Regions from separate parts of the Mus musculus genome. Here region 2 is linked to region 1. The links are chromatin loops, found by intact Hi-C in ENCODE. Cell type or tissue: heart. All regions are shown on one strand.

Region 1 (5,000 bases):
GTGTAGAGAGCCTCAAAACAAAAAGAGCAAGAGTGGTGGGCCAAGGCCATCAGAGTAGGACTAGAGCATGGTGGACAGGACAGAGAGCAAGCACTGCAAAAAGGGACACTGGCCTTGGTGCCCACGGCATAGATGACCAGGGCCTCCCTTCCACTGCTCCTGGCCACACCCATCCTGAAGCCTCCCTACCTTCCCTGCCGAGCTGCAACTAGTTCTGTCTGAAACTCTGCCTACCGATGATCCTTCTGTCTCTTCTACTGTGGCCGTCAGAAGAGTGACCAAGACCAGGCCCAGACGGTGGTGAAGGCTTTCCACACAGCACCTGTGGCAGATTCCTGCCTGCTCACTGGCACTCCCATCTCACCCCCACCCTGGCTGCTCCTGCAGCATTCACTGGGGAACATAGTAGTACAGAGTGCTATTCCTGTGTAAAGGTTTCCATGATCATCAGCACCATCTCTGAGCCTCTCCAGGGCAGCCCCAGCTAAGGATCTGCTACATACCAGTTGCTCAATGAAAGGAGACTTTTTTACATAGGGTCTTAGCAGGTCGAAGCAGGCCTTGAACGCACGACTCTCCTGCCTCAACCTCCCAAGAGTGGAGATTGCAGGCATATACCACCACCTAGTGTACTTTTTCTTACTCTCGCTATTGGGTAAACTGCTCTTTCAGTTTGCTGGGGTCAGGAATACAAGACTACTCTGTCATTTCAACAAGGAACATTTAAGACTCTAGAAAGTGTGAATGAATCACATAGAGACGCAAGCTCTGGAGAATATAAGTCACACTGGAGACTCGGCCCTCACGTGTGAGCCCCAAGGTCTCACTCTGGACATTTCCAGATGTGAATGTGACCTGGGCCTGATGCTGAGTCTGGGTCCAGGAGGCCATAGGCAGAGAGAATGGTGGGATGGTGATTTGGGCATCATTGTGGTCCTCTGTATCCCCCTGCACAGCACACAGCAGGACATGAAGCAAGCCTGTAGTCATTTTATTTATAAATCAGGGCTCTGCTGCACATGTCTGTCACGGGGGAGGGGGCTATGAATGAATTCCAAACTGGTCGCATACTCAAGTTCCACCCAGGGAAGGGACCCAAGAAGCCAGTGCTATCCATCAAAACCATCCGTGACTGTCTCCCCATCTCAGACTAGCCCCATGCTTGGTACAGTACAGGTGATCAGCAAATGTTTCTAGAATGGATTAGAATAAACCTGTGCTAGGGATTGCCCCACTAAAACACAGCCTGGACAGAGTGCCTGCTCCTCCAGCATGTGCTCAATGCTAGGGCACACACTGTTCAAACACTGCTCCATCTGCACAGTTCATTGTTGCTGTGTAGACGGTACAGGCACCAGCGAGCCACAATGTGGAAGGCAGTGGGGGCGCTTAGCATCAGGAGGACGACTCCACAGTAATGGCGCCTCTCTGGTGGTTTTCCACAGGGCCTGTGCCAGCAGTGAGACAGAAAGCGAAGCTGGAGACATCATGGAACAGCAGTTGGAGGAGATGAACAAGCAGCTTAACTCGGTAACCGACCCCACGGGCTTCCTGAGGATGGTGCGCCACAACAACCTCCTGCACAGGTATGGATGGCGCTCAGCCCCAAACACAAGGTGCTCCCTGCAGCACGTGTCCCTGTGCTCCTTCCGTGGGACACGGAGCTATAGCAGCAAGCCTGGTGCTTTGCCTCTGTACCAACAATTCAGATGGAGGCGGTGCAGGCTCTCCACCTTCCTGTTTTTAATACAGTGGAGTCCAGGGTTGTTGGCCTGCCATGCCAAGTCTGAGCTGCCTGCCCAGCCTCAGGAAGAAGTTGAGTAGCTCTCACCTCTCTGCCAGCTTCTCTCAGGCCTACAACTCAGGAGGCCAAAAGGAGCCAAGAAGCCAGCAGGGTGGGAGACAGAAGTGGCCCAGAAATGAACTTCTCCACATCCAGCCACCCTGACCCAGTTCCCTGCCACTTAACAGATGGGTGGGTTGTGGGTGAAATTGCTATGGCCCCAGGCTTATGTTAGCCATATTTTGTCAGAATTCATAATTCCTGTCTTCAAGGGATGATGGCTATTTCGGGAGTGCAGAGGGACCAGAGGGACTAGACTGGGTGGGTAGCCTTTCTTGGCAGCCCTACATGTAGGCACTGTGTACCTTGTCTGTAGCAGCCTGGTTTCCTGTCATTGTGTTATCAGGGTGACAGCAGTGTGTTTGCCTTCCCAGGGCCCAGCAACTTTAGGAAAGAAGCCAAAAGCGTGAGGGACAAGCTGGTCCTCCCTCCCTCTTGGCCGTGGGGGTGTCCCTCTGTCTTAGAAGGACTCAGCCAGATGCAAGGAGGTGTGGGGTTGGGCTAGACTTGGCATCTTCTCCACCTGGGTGGCAAGGGATAAGATTTTGGCTTGTGATCAAGAACAGCAAGCCCAAAACTAGATGCAGGCCTCACCAGGCTGTAGTTGACACCTAGTAGACACCTTCTCAGTCCTAACATGTGCACAGACCCCCCCCCCCACCATGTCCCTTCAGTGTGGCAATTAAGGACCACTCTGCAAACATCAGCTGGCTTCCTGGTATGTGGGCAGCATCGCATGGCTGATGGCCCTCTTGCCAGGCAAGAGCGAGGCTGAGCGTGGAGACAAGAGTGTCTCCTCATTACTTCTTAATTCACTTTCCTGTCTACAATATGCTAATCCCTCAAGACTGTATAGAAGACTGGGAGGTGGACTCAGCTCAGCAGCCCCAGAAGCTCCCTACCTGAGGCCCTGTCCCAGGGATGACACTCCCCAGCTGCAGGTGACAGTGAGTGCTGGAGATGCCGCTAAACCCCAACTCTGCCCCCCACAGCCCATGCCTGGTAACTCCAGCCCCAGCCGGATATGCTAGTGCTGTGGGTGTCAGCCCCTTCGGAGGTCAAATGACCCTCTCACAGGGGTCACCTATGACCATCAGAGAACACAGATATTTACATCAAGATCCATAACAGCAGCAAAGTTACAGTTATGGGGTAGCAACAAAAATAATTTCATGGTTGGGGGTCACCACAACATGAGGAACTGTATTTAAAGGTCGTGGCATTAGGAAGGACAAGAGCCAGTGTGCAGGTGGGCCTGCAGGTGCTTCCGGTCCCCATGCTGACTACCCCCACCCCATGCCTGAGCATTCACCGTTCACAGGGAGTGGTGATGCAATCCTGGAAGAGGGCCTTGCAAGGTGGCCAGCACTACGTGACATGTCACTCCCAACAGAGTGGTGGCAAGATGGGGTTCATCCCTCACCCATACCCTGAGGCAAGTGGGTGGTCTCCAGACCCCCACTCACACAGTCTTACCCCTTCTCAGGATGCTAAGTGGAGTCAGATAGCCTCTACGTGACCCTGCCATCCACTCTCTCCATAGTCTGTCCCCTCTGTATGGCCCAGAGGAGTCCCAGGCTTGTCATTACTGACTCCAGATCTTTGCCTGGCATTGGGACATGACCAAGTCTGGCTTTCCTAGCTGAGTACTCTCTTCTTCGAAGATTCCCTGGTGCTTTGGGTATAGAGGTCTTTGCCTGCTCCCTTGCATTTTTTCTCTGGGTCTGTCTGCCCAACCCCACCCCCACCCCCGCCCTGGGCTGCACATCTCTAGAGACTGGATTTGCTCTAGGATTTCTTTCTCCACCCCCGAGGTGCTGGCTACCTTGCTACTACATACTTACATGTGCCTGACTCACTTAACTGGAGAGTGGGGGAAGGATAGAAGGGTCCTTTGGTCAGGTACCACCCCAGCAAAGAGAAGGCACCTGTGATGCTCAGCTGATGCCTCTAAGCACCAGCACAATGTAGCACTTCCCTGATCTCTGTTGACCCTTCTTCCCATAGCTGTAAAGGGCACGGTTCAAAGGAAACTGGGAAGGCTTGCCCCACCTTCTCTAACTGGCCCTGGAGGAAAGTCCCTCTGGCTTGCTCTCTCAGGCAACAATGGAATAGCTGTCACTGATAGCAGGCTTACAAGGAATCCAGCTGTTCCAGCTGCCTGGAAGAAGCAGTCACCCAGAGCCTCGTAGCTACATGAAGAGGCAGCACAGGATCTGACCTGTCAGATGGAAAGTCTGTGGTCCAGTCTCCCAGACCCCACTCACCCTCCTTAGATGCTGGCCCTGGGCTTCTAAAGCTCCAGCAAGCACTCACCTGTGTGTGCTTAGGCTCCTCCAGGCGCAAAGCAGGATCATTCTGGCCCCTGCGGACAGCTCCTCCCAACATATCTGAGGGGTCCTTGTGAACTCACAGGGAGCAACGCCCCGTGGGCTTGCTTTGGGGTGTAGAGCCTCTGCAAAGGGCTGACCACGTTGCTGTCATGGATAGGTGAGAAGGCTACTGCCCCTGCCTGTAGTCTCACCTCTCCATGCCAAGCACAGGTAAGGTCAGTGGGCCCCTATGCTGCCCCCGAGCAGCAGTGTCAGGAGGGACAGATGCCAGCTCCCTTGCCATCCCAAGCTTCTGCGGAAGGTGGTGGGCTCAGGGGCACAGCAGCGTCTGTCAGGGGAGACCAGGCTTAGTCACACCAAGCCGACAGCCGCCTCTTCCAACAGTGTGTGAACAATACGCCCTGGGTTGCACCTGCCCTGCCTCCTCCCTGCACAGCACAGGCTGCTGTGCTCTGCAGTCCTCTAAAGTGGGTTCATAGCCAAGGAACCCCCTCTTCCTGGGGCTGAGCTGTCACTTAGCTGTCCCAAGTGGAGCTGGGACTTAGCTGTCACTGTCCCAAGTGGAGCTGGGACTGGATGGCAAGACAGTGATCTACCGCCACCTGCTGGATCTCTGTGATAGTGCAAGTCCAGTGGCATACAAAGCTTGACCCCTGCCCTGCCCAGGGCAGCTGCAGAGATGAGAGACTGGAGAGGGCCCCTGAGGACTTCCTTGGGGACCTGGCCTGCTGCTGGGTCAATGGGAAGTGGGAAGGTGCCTGTCCTGTGCCAGCCCTGAACCCAGCCCCCTTGTACAGCCAGAAGGGAGCCAATGCTCTGCTCAA
Region 2 (5,000 bases), 340 kb before region 1:
CATAGATCTTGCATGTTTTTTAGAACTATATTCTTAGGCCACTTATCTTTGTTGACTTAATATTTGGACTCATTTTCTCCTTTTCATCTTCTAAATGGTCGTCATTTATGTGTCAAAAGTTCTTTGGCAGTTTAATGGCTTTAAAAACAAAACATTCCACTTTGAAACTTAATGTTCACTTTTAAAGCAATTGTTACTTATTATTTTGTTAAAATTTATTTTTATTCATTTGTGTGTGTGTTGTATGTATCTGTCTGTCTGTCTGTCTGTCTCTATATATGCTCATGTGTCTGGGAGTGCCCCAAGAGACCAGAATAAGGTGTTGGGTCCTTTCAAGCTACAAGTTTACAGGTGGTTGTGAGTCTTTTAGTGCGGTGCTGTGTGACTGAACTTGGGTCTTCTTCAGGAGCTTTTAACTGCTGAGCCACCTCTTCAGCTTCTCTTAAAGAATCTTTGATTATCTTTTGGACTAAGTTGATATACTCAAAGTTGTTATAAGTCCTGTATAAAAGCCCTGAAATACACTAAGAATCATATATCCCATACCCTGGCCCTTGTAGACACCATTCACAAATTGCAGAGTGCATTAGCCACTTGCGCCCCAGTGATATTTGTTTTTCTTGTCACTTAATTAACAACCATGGGGCATATTTCCATTAACATGTGAATTAGCATCTTGTTTCTCTCATATCTAAGGGCCTAACCAGGCCAGTTACAGCAGTCAGGTTTTTAGAGTGTCTCTTTTTTGAGATTATTTCATGTTGCTAGTAGTTCTTGGTCCAGTCAGCTGACAGTTATTTAAACAGGGGAAGTTTTGTACACAGAATTATGAAGCTGTTATATAATATGTCTCTGTAAGCTTAAATCAATTCTCTAGGGTATTCCAGAGCTTGGGGGGGGGGGGGAGAAGGAGAGGAAGAGGGGGAGGAGGGGGGAGTGAGAAAGGGCAGATGTGTGGAAATCTTGCACATATTTGTTTGCCTCTTCTGAAAAGATGGAGAAGCAATACATTGGATCCAGAGACATTTCTGGCAGGGTGAAAATGGTTTGTATTTGCTTGCAGAGTGCAAAGTAGCTCTCTGGAACATTAGTTAATAGAGAATAAATTGAAATCAAGGATACTTGACATGCAGGAGGCCTGGAGTGCACAGTGTCCACGTAGCTGTAGCTGTAGCTGTGGTGCTGAGAGTGACTCAGGAATCTGCAAAATGAGCTCAGCACCTGTCTGCAAAGGAGGCAGAGTGGTCCACACCTGCAGCTTCTAGCTCATGGAGGGCTCAGGAAGATGTCACCAGGCTCAGCTGCAGTTGAGAGTTTCTGGTCACTCTTAGTACTCACTTGGGCAAATTCCAGAGAGTGTCCTCAGTGTTATCGCCTGTCTAAGAGCTAGAGAGCTCTTTCATGGACCAGTCCTCCAGTGCCCTCTACTGAGAAAGAGCCATATCATGCTCATGGTAGCAAAATTTTAGTAATGCAGAAGAGGAGCTGAAGGCTGAATTCAGAGCTTTGAGGCAGTTAAACATTAATGAATGTATCTATTCTTCTGCTCCCCAGGTCTGACAGAGTCTAGCTTGCTTCTGGAGTCCTGAGTGCCCTGTCCTGTCATAGGAAGTCACACATATTCTTACAAAGTGCCGGTCTGTCCTTCAAGGGCTCGGCTCCTTTCTCCTTGATCTTAGTGATGGTTTATACAGGTTTTTTGTTTATGTCCTGTTCCAGGGTTATGATTTCTTGTCTTAGAGTTTGTATATGTTTCTCTGCCATGGATTTTGTTTTTTGTTTTGTTTTGTTTTTGTTTTTTGAAACAAGGTTTTCCTTTGTAGCCCTGGTTGTCCTAGAACTCAGTATGTAGACCTGGCTGGCCTTGAACACACAGAGATGCACCTCCTCCCTCTGTCTGCCAGGTGCTGTGATTGGAGGTGTGGGTACCACTGCCTGGCTATAGGTGTATTCATTTCTCTTTAAAAGATTCTGGGAGAGCTTGGCTTTCATCTGTTTGTGTTAGTTATAGAAACTGAAATTCTTGTCAGACTCCTCTGCTGTCGACTTGTAGCAATTCTTTCTGTGTATGGGTTCGTTTTCTGTAATTTTTATTATTTTCAGTTTACTGTGATCTAAAATATTACATGGAAATTCCAGGATCAATGAACGTATCGGTTTTAAACTGTATACTGTTCTGTTTGTCAGGTATTTATTTACACTAGGTGCTCTGTGTGCTGTGTGGTCACTTGGATACCAGGTATAGACCTATTCTCTGATTTCTGAGACAGTATCTGTGTTCCTGTCACCCTTCACCTGGCTTCATGATGTCCCAAGTGCAGGAGTGGCAGTGCTAATGATGTCACTCACTGCAGTGCCATCATTGTTCCTTGTTGTTATTGGCTATATTGCTATCATTGTTTTCTGGTGTTATTAGTTATTTTTGTTGCTTTTTCTTTCTTCCCCGAGATAGGGTTTTTCTCTGTAGGGTTGACTGTTGTGGAACATGCTCTGTAGACCAGACTGGTCTTGAACTTGGAGATATGCCTGCCTCTGCCTCTCTCTGCCGAGATTAAAAGTGTGTGCCTCTAAGCCTGGCACTGTTGTCTTAATGCACCTAATTTATAAATTAATCATAAGGAAATGTGCGTACAACTACTACAGTCTTACATCTTTTTGTGATCATAGTATTTTCTGAGTATTGCGCCATCAGGTGGTGCTGTCTTACAGCAACCTTCTGGAGTGTACACAAGCCTACATGTTGTAGTTCATCACTGCACAAAGACTTTTGATCAAGATAGGTGGTGAATGGGAGATGGGTGAGGTGGACACTTTACATTAAGCTTTTTTTATGTATAGAAAGTGTATGTATAGTAAGGTGTCAAAATTACAAAAACATGGGAAGCAGTAACAATTGTTTATTAAGATTTTCAGCATACGTGTCATGCATCGCGTTTCTTTCTTTTCTTTTATATGATCGGAAGCCCAGCAACCTTAAATCATCGTCTCCACAACAGTTGAATAATGCACTGCAGTGTTGAGATGACTGTTGTCACCAACGGGGAGGATTTCTCTGCTCCTTCATCGATGTCGGGGACTAGCATGCTTATGCTGCCAGTTGTTGGCTTTAAACAGGACTCACGTATAAGTGATACATGTTCAGCATTTGTTACTGTGTGCAGTTTCAGCATCTGCCGTTTCAGGATGTGCATCAGCTTAGAAAGTATCCATTGTGAATTAGGTGGCTACTCAAGTCCTTAGAGGGTTTGCACTTTGTACTTTAGGTCTCTGTCAATTTTATCAGATTGGTCTAGAGCAAGCCTTGTTGGTTTGAGAGTCAGAAAGACATAGTTTGATGCATTGAGGAGATAGCGCAGTCATTAAAGTCCTGTGCAACCATGAACACTCATGTAAGAAGCTGAATGTGGTGGAGATGCTTGTAATTCAGGTGCTGGGAGGTAGATCTAGTAGATCTCTGAGACTCACTCGCTCACAGCAGCCTAGCTGCTCCCAGTAAGAGCCTGCCTTAAAAACAGGATTGATGGTGCCTGAGGAGGAAGGACATCTCATATTGCCCTTGGCCTCTATGTGAACATTCGCTTGTATTGCACTCAGACCCACAGCAGGTTGGAAAATCTAGTTCCGCCACTTAACTGCAGCCATGGTGTGATGCTTGTTTGTAAACCTGGGTTCCTAAGACATGGAGTGAGGTACAGTGAGTGTTGTTTCCTTGCTGCAGGTGTGTGTTGGTGTAAGTAGCTGCAGCACCGGGCTTTCAGTTGATAAAGGAGAGTTCTGTGCTTCAGAAGAACGACATAATGTTTTGGTAGAGAATACATTGTGGAATGTCTAAACACACATTGGCATATGCACTGACTCATGCGCTGGCCATCTTCTGGTGATGAGTCGTACTCACATTTAGAAGCTATTATATTATATGTCCTGGTATGTGGTACGTATTTTACATTTGAACCACTCTTGTTTTCTCAGTCATCTGTATCTTATATTTTTTGATAGAATTTGTTTTTGAAATACTTAATTCTTTAAAAACTTTCTAAACATTGTGTGTGTGGGCCCCTGTGGGGTGTGTTTATTTGTGCTGTGTGTGTGTGGTGTAGTATAGTGTGTGTGTATATATGTGTGTGGTGTGTCTATCTGTGTTTTAAGTTGTGTGAGTGGGCATTTGTGTGTCTTTATGTGTGTGTGGTGTTTCTGTGTTGTATGTTGTGTGAGTGAGGTGTATGTTTGTGTGTCATCTGTGTGTGTGATGTGTGTGTATTTGTGGTGTGTGTATGTGGTATGTGTGTGTGTGGTCAGCACTTATGTGGGCACAGCAGAGTATGAAGGTCAGAGGAGAGCTTGCACCAGTCAGTTCTCTACTTCTGCCATGTGACTTCCTGAGATTGATTTTAGATTGTCAGGCTGGAACTGGAGGGAGACACAGGTGGCTGGGAGCCTCCTCCTGTGGGTGCTAAAGCTGCAGCAGGTGTTTTTAGCCAGCTGAGCTCCCTCTCCAGCACCCGAAGTGCTTAATCCTTAGGAAGCGCTACAATGAGCCAGACACTCTCGGGCTTCAGAGATTCATGGTGTTATTATTATAATGTACTTTAAAAAGGCGGAATAAAATCATCTTTTCCCAGATTGCATCAGTTCTCTTAAGTTCATTTGTAAATGGAAGTATGGTAGCATCTATTTTAGTTTAAACGATGTGAGCTGGGCATGGCAGCACACACGTGTGATCTCAGTACTTGGAGATAGATAGGGACAGGATAATCACAAGTTCAAAGTCAGCTGTGACTAACAAATTTGAGGCTTTGTGTTAGAAAAACTTCAGTAGACAAAAAGTATAAAAATTAGATCTTAGCAGGATGTAGTGGTGCACACCTCTAATTCAGCAATCAAGATACCCATACAGGAAGATTTCTTTGAGTTTGAAGCAATTCTGGTCTTCATAGTTCCAGGACTGCCAGAGCGACATAGTGAGACCCAAGTCTCCTCACCCCACAAAATCCTCAATTTTG

What was found. Peaks named below come from ENCODE experiments on the same cell type or tissue, not always from the same donor. Only the 100,000 strongest peaks of a DNase experiment are listed, where the experiment ranks them.
Region 2: it touches region 1 in a loop (2.3-fold over the local background); 9 of 42 quality-filtered maps call a loop at or near these places.

What each region holds. Positions count from the first base shown.
Region 1 is chr5:111,265,090-111,270,089 of GRCm38, forward strand. It overlaps Ttc28 (tetratricopeptide repeat domain 28), which reads left to right. Exons shown (of 23, transcript NM_001267622.1): 13 at 1,446-1,586. Among named protein-coding and RNA genes, the nearest start is that of Gm35628, 33 kb to the left of the region's middle. In heart, no CTCF peak of the experiment used is centred here; DNase peaks (open chromatin) are centred at 2,262, 4,139, 4,192 and 4,772; H3K27me3 peaks cover 540 bases.
Region 2 is chr5:110,922,143-110,927,142 of GRCm38, forward strand. The region is part of intron 2 of Ttc28 (tetratricopeptide repeat domain 28); the gene reads left to right. Among named protein-coding and RNA genes, the nearest start is that of Ttc28, 45 kb to the left of the region's middle. In heart, CTCF peaks have their summits at 1,431 (motif pointing left) and 2,673; no DNase peak of the experiment used is centred here.